Regions from separate parts of the Homo sapiens genome. Here region 1 is linked to region 2. A link is an interaction called in ENCODE POLR2A ChIA-PET data of the cell type or tissue named here. Cell type or tissue: HepG2. All regions are shown on one strand. Links, peaks and the distances in the headings refer to the core of each region. The heading gives the core; the rest is flanking DNA.

Evidence for each region. Peaks named below come from ENCODE experiments on the same cell type or tissue, not always from the same donor. Only the 100,000 strongest peaks of a DNase experiment are listed, where the experiment ranks them.
Region 1: POLR2A ChIA-PET joins it to region 2 with 9 read pairs; 2 of 35 experiments call an interaction of 5 or more read pairs at or near these places.

The regions. Positions count from the first base shown.
Region 1 is chr7:138,064,228-138,067,154 of GRCh38, reverse strand. LOC124901753 (a long non-coding RNA gene) reads right to left here and starts at 2,146. Exons shown (of 2, transcript XR_007060553.1): 1 at 1,840-2,146. In HepG2, for the core only: a CTCF peak has its summit at 2,172 (motif pointing right); DNase peaks (open chromatin) are centred at 1,204, 1,904 and 2,144; H3K4me3 peaks cover 2,347 bases.
Region 2 is chr7:138,150,651-138,153,577 of GRCh38, reverse strand. No RefSeq gene overlaps it. Among named protein-coding and RNA genes, the nearest start is that of MIR4468, 28 kb to the right of the region's middle. In HepG2, for the core only: no CTCF peak of the experiment used is centred there; a DNase peak (open chromatin) is centred at 1,327.

The sequences.
Region 1 (2,927 bases), core at 157-2,656, 86 kb after region 2:
TTGTATCCGTTTAATGATAAGATGTAGTATTTAGTTATGTCAACTTGCAGTGGGGCAAAGACTAGGATCAGAGCAAAATTCTGAAATGCATGGCATGGTCTGTTATTAACTCTTAAGGGGAGAGCCTATGTCATGAAGGTAAATGGAATACTGTAGGAACTTACATGTAAGTTCCAGTGACTCTTAGAACTTTGACAATTTTTAGTTTTAGTAATCCTTTATTTTCTCTACATTTTCCTGAAGATTGGGTATAAGAACAATACAGTTTTTGAGTAAAAGGAAAAGCATTCAAAGTCTTTAATGATGGTCTGGCAAGAAAAAGTCTCAATCCATCCTAAAAATAAGTAAAGAATGACCAAAGCTTGCTGGGAAATATTGATTGGACCAATAATTGCTCTTTCATTTTATGCTAACTGGCAGATCCACTTGAGGTTAGTTAACTCAGTTATCTGAAGTCAACTGACTTTTGAGAAAGGCTTATATGCCAAGAGTGAATTCGAATCAGTAATAGCATAGCTTGCCTGACAATCTCCAGCTTTTATGTTTAAGTATGAACTACCAATGAACATCATTCAATTAGGGTTATCAAAAGGTACATTAATTATTTTTATCAAGTGTTTGATTCCTGAAGGGATCCATAGGACCCAGTTTATACTTTATTACAGGCAACAAATAAAGCAATAGCAGGAGAAGAAAATGCATTGGGAGTGTCTAGAGATCTCAGGTGAAGACTTCCTTACTTTCACACCACATGGTTGTTCTGATTATGCTTTGTCTTCAGGTATTAAAACACCAGTGACCTGTGTGAGCACCTTGGTACCAGAAAGCCCAGAGCCTGCTCAAGGAGGGTGTGTCTTACAGTGAGCTAGTTGCATAGACATATTCCAATATGTGACCAGACTTAGTCCCTCAAGCTCCACCGAAACCAGTGGAAATTATAAATGCAATTATTAATACTAAATATTGCTGACAGGCTGGTACATGCTACCCTGAAAACAACTCACAGATCCATGGTTATGTAATATCATTTACCTTTAATTAATACATATTTAGTTAATACATTCCCTAGTATTGACAAGAGTCGATGTCATTCTCTAGGCAGTTCTGGAGATAAGCATTTGTCCTTATCTCCAAATAAGAAGGTCAATAGAGGTTAACCCCTGCCATACAAAGGGAATATACAAAGGTCTGTATAGGGCACTGACAATTTCCTAATACAGGTTAAATAATCAAGGCATTTTTCTTGCTTGAGTAGGGAAGGAGAGTTGTTGGGTCCAAGGTACTAAAGCTGTGGATAGTTATATATGAAGGAGAGACAAACAATGATGCCATAGTCTATCTCCAAGGCATTTAATTTATCCCATAAAGTGCATTGTAATTGTTTACAATTGACAAGAATATTTACATCTAAAATACTGGGAAAAAAGTCTTTTAATAGTTATTTTGGCAGTTGTTATTATTATATAACTATGATTAATAACTATTATTATATAACTATTATATACCTATTTAAACATAGGTATATTTCTTTTAACCTGAAAAGTACAAAACTGATGGGTACATATTTGTATTAATGTATTTTACTTATACATAATTAATCTGGAAAGGTGAACTTTTGCTGTGATTTATCAAGCTACCCGTCTTTCATCTTAAATTTTGCACAATAGTTTCAAATTGGTGAAAATTTGGAGAATGACAAATCTGATTATTTTTACTTATTTTTAAAATAAATCTTTGTGGTACCTAGGGAACCCTTCGAGAAATTTAATGATAGCTTAGTCATAAAAAGACATCTTCACTGAAAAGATTTTCCAAGCTGAGACATCTGTGAGTACTCACCAGACTCCAGCGTATAGTGATGCAATGCTGTGATTTACAGAGGAAAGACCGAGTGCAGCAGAAGAGTTCAGCCAAGCATTAGGGGTCAGAGAGATGGCATCCCAGGCTAAGCTTCCCAGCATCTGTATTCACACGCAGCACACCAAGTTTCCAGATTGAACCGCCAAGATCTGTGTGAGGAATACATTAGCTTAGGCTACAACTCAAAACCAAGCTTCCCAGCAGGAATTTTTCTCTCTTGAGCCACATAATCAAGCCTAGCTAACTCAGCTGGTTTGACCTGTTGCACATCATCAGTAAAGAAACTGACCTTGGGGGTGCGGGATCACCAGGGGGAGCTTTACCCTTTAACCAGCATATCATAAAACTGCCCTTATCTTGTCTGAGTGTCAAAATGTCATCCAGGAGACCTAGAGACAAAGAGTTTACAGGTGGAAAGTCCAGCTGTAAATTAACTGCATTGTCCATATCCTCTTATTTTTCTGAATTTGGGGCTTAAATTTGGGGAATGCAAAATGAAGAGTTTTCAGAGAAGAGGAGGTATAAAAACATGAGACAGTCTCTAGAGGCAGGTAATAGTTACCCAAATGTTTGTTCTCTCCAGGCAATATTTGAAAACACACCATAACAAGAAACAATAATTAGTAGAAACTTTTAATTCTTTTAAGCTGTGAGGGTTTTTTTGTTTTGTTTTGTTAAAATAATTTAAAAGCATGTCCAAAGGAATGAGGGCTAATAGAATATTATAGTGCTAAAAAAGGTACATCTGTGAGAAAAAATGACTGAGTCATTTTACAGAAAAACACAAATTATAATTTTCTCCTTTTGGTTCACTATTCACGTAACAAATTGTAGTAAATAATTTACTAATACTGCTCTATGTGCAAGAATTTAGACATAGAGAGATAAATACACAAACAGATGATAAACATAAAGATTTTAACTTTAGTCTTAATATATAATTTTATAAATATATTAAACAAAATAATGCTTATTATATTGAATTTACCATTTTAATTTTCTGCAACAATTTCCTGAATAGAGAAATCATTTTTTGTACCACCTATATATTTATATATTTTACATAT
Region 2 (2,927 bases), core at 248-2,747:
TTCTAAAGCAACACTAATTAGTATTTTTGGTAGGGGAATGTGTCAAATATATCAGAGGAATCAAAATAACCCAGAAATAGACCTATGTACAAATGGGAGTGAAATGTATGATAAATGGGCCATTTACAATCAGTGAGGAAAGGATGGCCCCTTGAGTAAAAATGGTATTGGGGCCGGGCACGTGGCTCATGCCTGTGATCCCAGCACTTCGGGAGGGTGAGGTGGGTGGATCACCTGAGGTCAGGAGTTTGAGACCAGCCTGGCCAACATGGCGAAACCCTGTCTCTACTGAAAATACAAAAATTAGCTGGGCATGGTGGCGCGTGCCTGTAATCCCAGCTACTTGGGAGGCTGAGACAGGAGAATCGCTTGAACCCGGGAGGTGGAGGGTGCAGTGAGGTGAGATCACGCCACTGCACTCCAGCCTGGGCAACAAGAGCGAAATTCTGTCTCAAAAGAAAAAAAAATGGCATTGGGACAGCTGGATCTCTATTTAAAAAATATAGTTATGACTATATTGCATAGCAGATGCAAAAATATTTTCAGATGAATTAAGGGTCTAAATTTAAAAACAAAAAGCCAAACAATTAGAACTAATCAGAAAAAATAGAGGCCATATATATATAATTTTAGAATAGCATAGAAAAGCCAGAATGTCTAAAAAAAGCCTCTAACAGATCTGACTAGATAATATTTTATTATGTATATATATTTCTTGGTTGGACTTCATGTACAGAGGGCTGAGTTAATCATATGCTTTAGTTTATGTCACATTATTATTATTATTTTGGTACTTTTGGCATTTTAATTTTATTTTTAGAGACAGTGTCTCACCCCATTACCCAGGCTGGAGTGCAGTGGTGCGATCATATCTCACTGCAGCCTTGAACACCTGGACTCAAGGGATCCTCCTACCTCAGCCTCCTGAGTAGCTGGGACTACAGGTGTGTGCCAGCACACCCAGCTAACTTAAAAAAAAATTTTGTTGTTGAGGTTTCACTACATTTTCCTAGCTGGTCTTGAGTTCCTGGCCTCAAGTGATCCTCCTGCCTCAGCCTCCCAAAAGTGCTGGGATTACAAGTGGGATTACTTTTGGGTTAAGTAAATATTTTTGTGATCCCATGTATCTCCACTATTGATTTATTAGCTATACTTGTTTTTTGAAAAAAATGACTGTGGTTAGGTACAATGACTCACGCCTGTAATCTCAGTTCTTTGGGAGCCAAAGCAGGAAGATTGTTTGAGCCCAGGAGTTTGAGACCAGCCTGGGAAACATAGTAAGACCTCTTGTCTACCAAAAAAAAAAAATTAGTTAGGTGTGGTGGAACGTGCCTCAGGAGATGAGGTGGGAGGATTGTTTGAGCCCAGAGGTCAAGGCTATAGTGAGTTGTGATCATTCCACTGCACTAAAAGATTGTTCCAGAGTTTCCCCTGTGCATATTTAACTTAAAACAGGCTATCATCAAACAACTTCACATTCATTGTTAAAAATCTTATTGCAATATACTTCTACTTCTCCATTTGGAAAGCTAGTTGGCAGCTAGTAGAGGGGTCAGCCTGGACATTTTGTCCTTGAGAAGGCTGACCTGTAGTCAGAATTTCATAAGTTTGTGGCTTTTCCAGATGGCTTTGGGAATTTTACTCGTGGTGTGCATGCCATGTGGTCTCTAGTATAACGTCTGTCAGGTCCTTCTGTGAGCATCTCTTCCTCAGCTGGGCCAGGGCTGTGCTACTTTCCTCATAGGAATTTCTCAATTCCTCCATTTTGGTCAAACAAGCTCCAAGTGGAACAGGTTTGGCCATGAGGAGTCAGTCTCTTCCTTTTTTTTTTTTTTTTTTTTTTTTGAGACAGAGTCTCACTCTGTCTCCCAGGCTGGAGTGCAGCGGCATGATCTTGGCTCACTGCAAGCTCCATCTCCCAGGTTCAAGCAGTTCTCCTACCTCAGCCTCCTGAGTAACTGGGACTACAGGCGCCTGCCACCACGCCTGGCTAATTTTTGTATTCTTAGTAGAGACGGGGTTTCGCCATGTTGGCCAGGCTGGTCTCAAACTCCTGACCTCAAGTGATCTGCCCGCCTTGGCCTCCCAAAGTGCTGACATTACAGGTGTGAGCCACTGCACCCGGCCTAGTCTCTTCTTGACACAGCCTTGACACAGTTTCATCAATTGTCAATTTTATCAATTGTCAATGGTGTGTGTAGCAACATGTTAGCACCTGGCTCTTAGGCAATGGAGGAGGGAGCAAATATTATGAGAAACATTGGGAATTTATGGCTTATCAAAGAGAGTAGTTTCCCCAAGTTTAGTTCAATAAGCTGCTGTGTGTGTGTGTGTCTGTGTGTGTGTGTCTTAATTGAGTATTTTAACTGTTATTTGGTTGATCAGAGGTAAATTATGGGTCATACATTCTGGTTTTGAAACATCTTGCCACAGTAGAATCTTTCTTAGAAACCAGTGAAATTCAGCATCTTAGCTCCCTTTTGACAACCTTTGACATCAGGCTTTATTTTAAATACTTCAAAAGTCTAGAAAACAAATTCAACAGTTGGGAATGGATAGTGGTTCAGATGCCAGAAGGATTAGCATGAAAGGAAAAATGGAAAAAAAAAGAAGATGCAATAAATAGTAAGACCTGAGTTCAAGTGTAAATCCCTTACCCTGATCATAAATCTTGATTCAAAGACCTTGGCAGGACTTTGTCTACACTGGATGTCATCTTGAGTCACACGATCTTAAATCACAGAATTCACAGATGTTGTCTGCATTGGCAGTGGTCTGTTTCTGGGGCTTTTAAGTGGGTTCCAGGGTCAGATTTCCAGCAAGTTTGTATGTGAAAGTTACATAACTTTTTTCTTTTTATCATTTTCTTCCAGACTAACCTCTTGGTAGATACGAGGTTGTAGAATCTTAAGTTCTTCTCCTCTTCC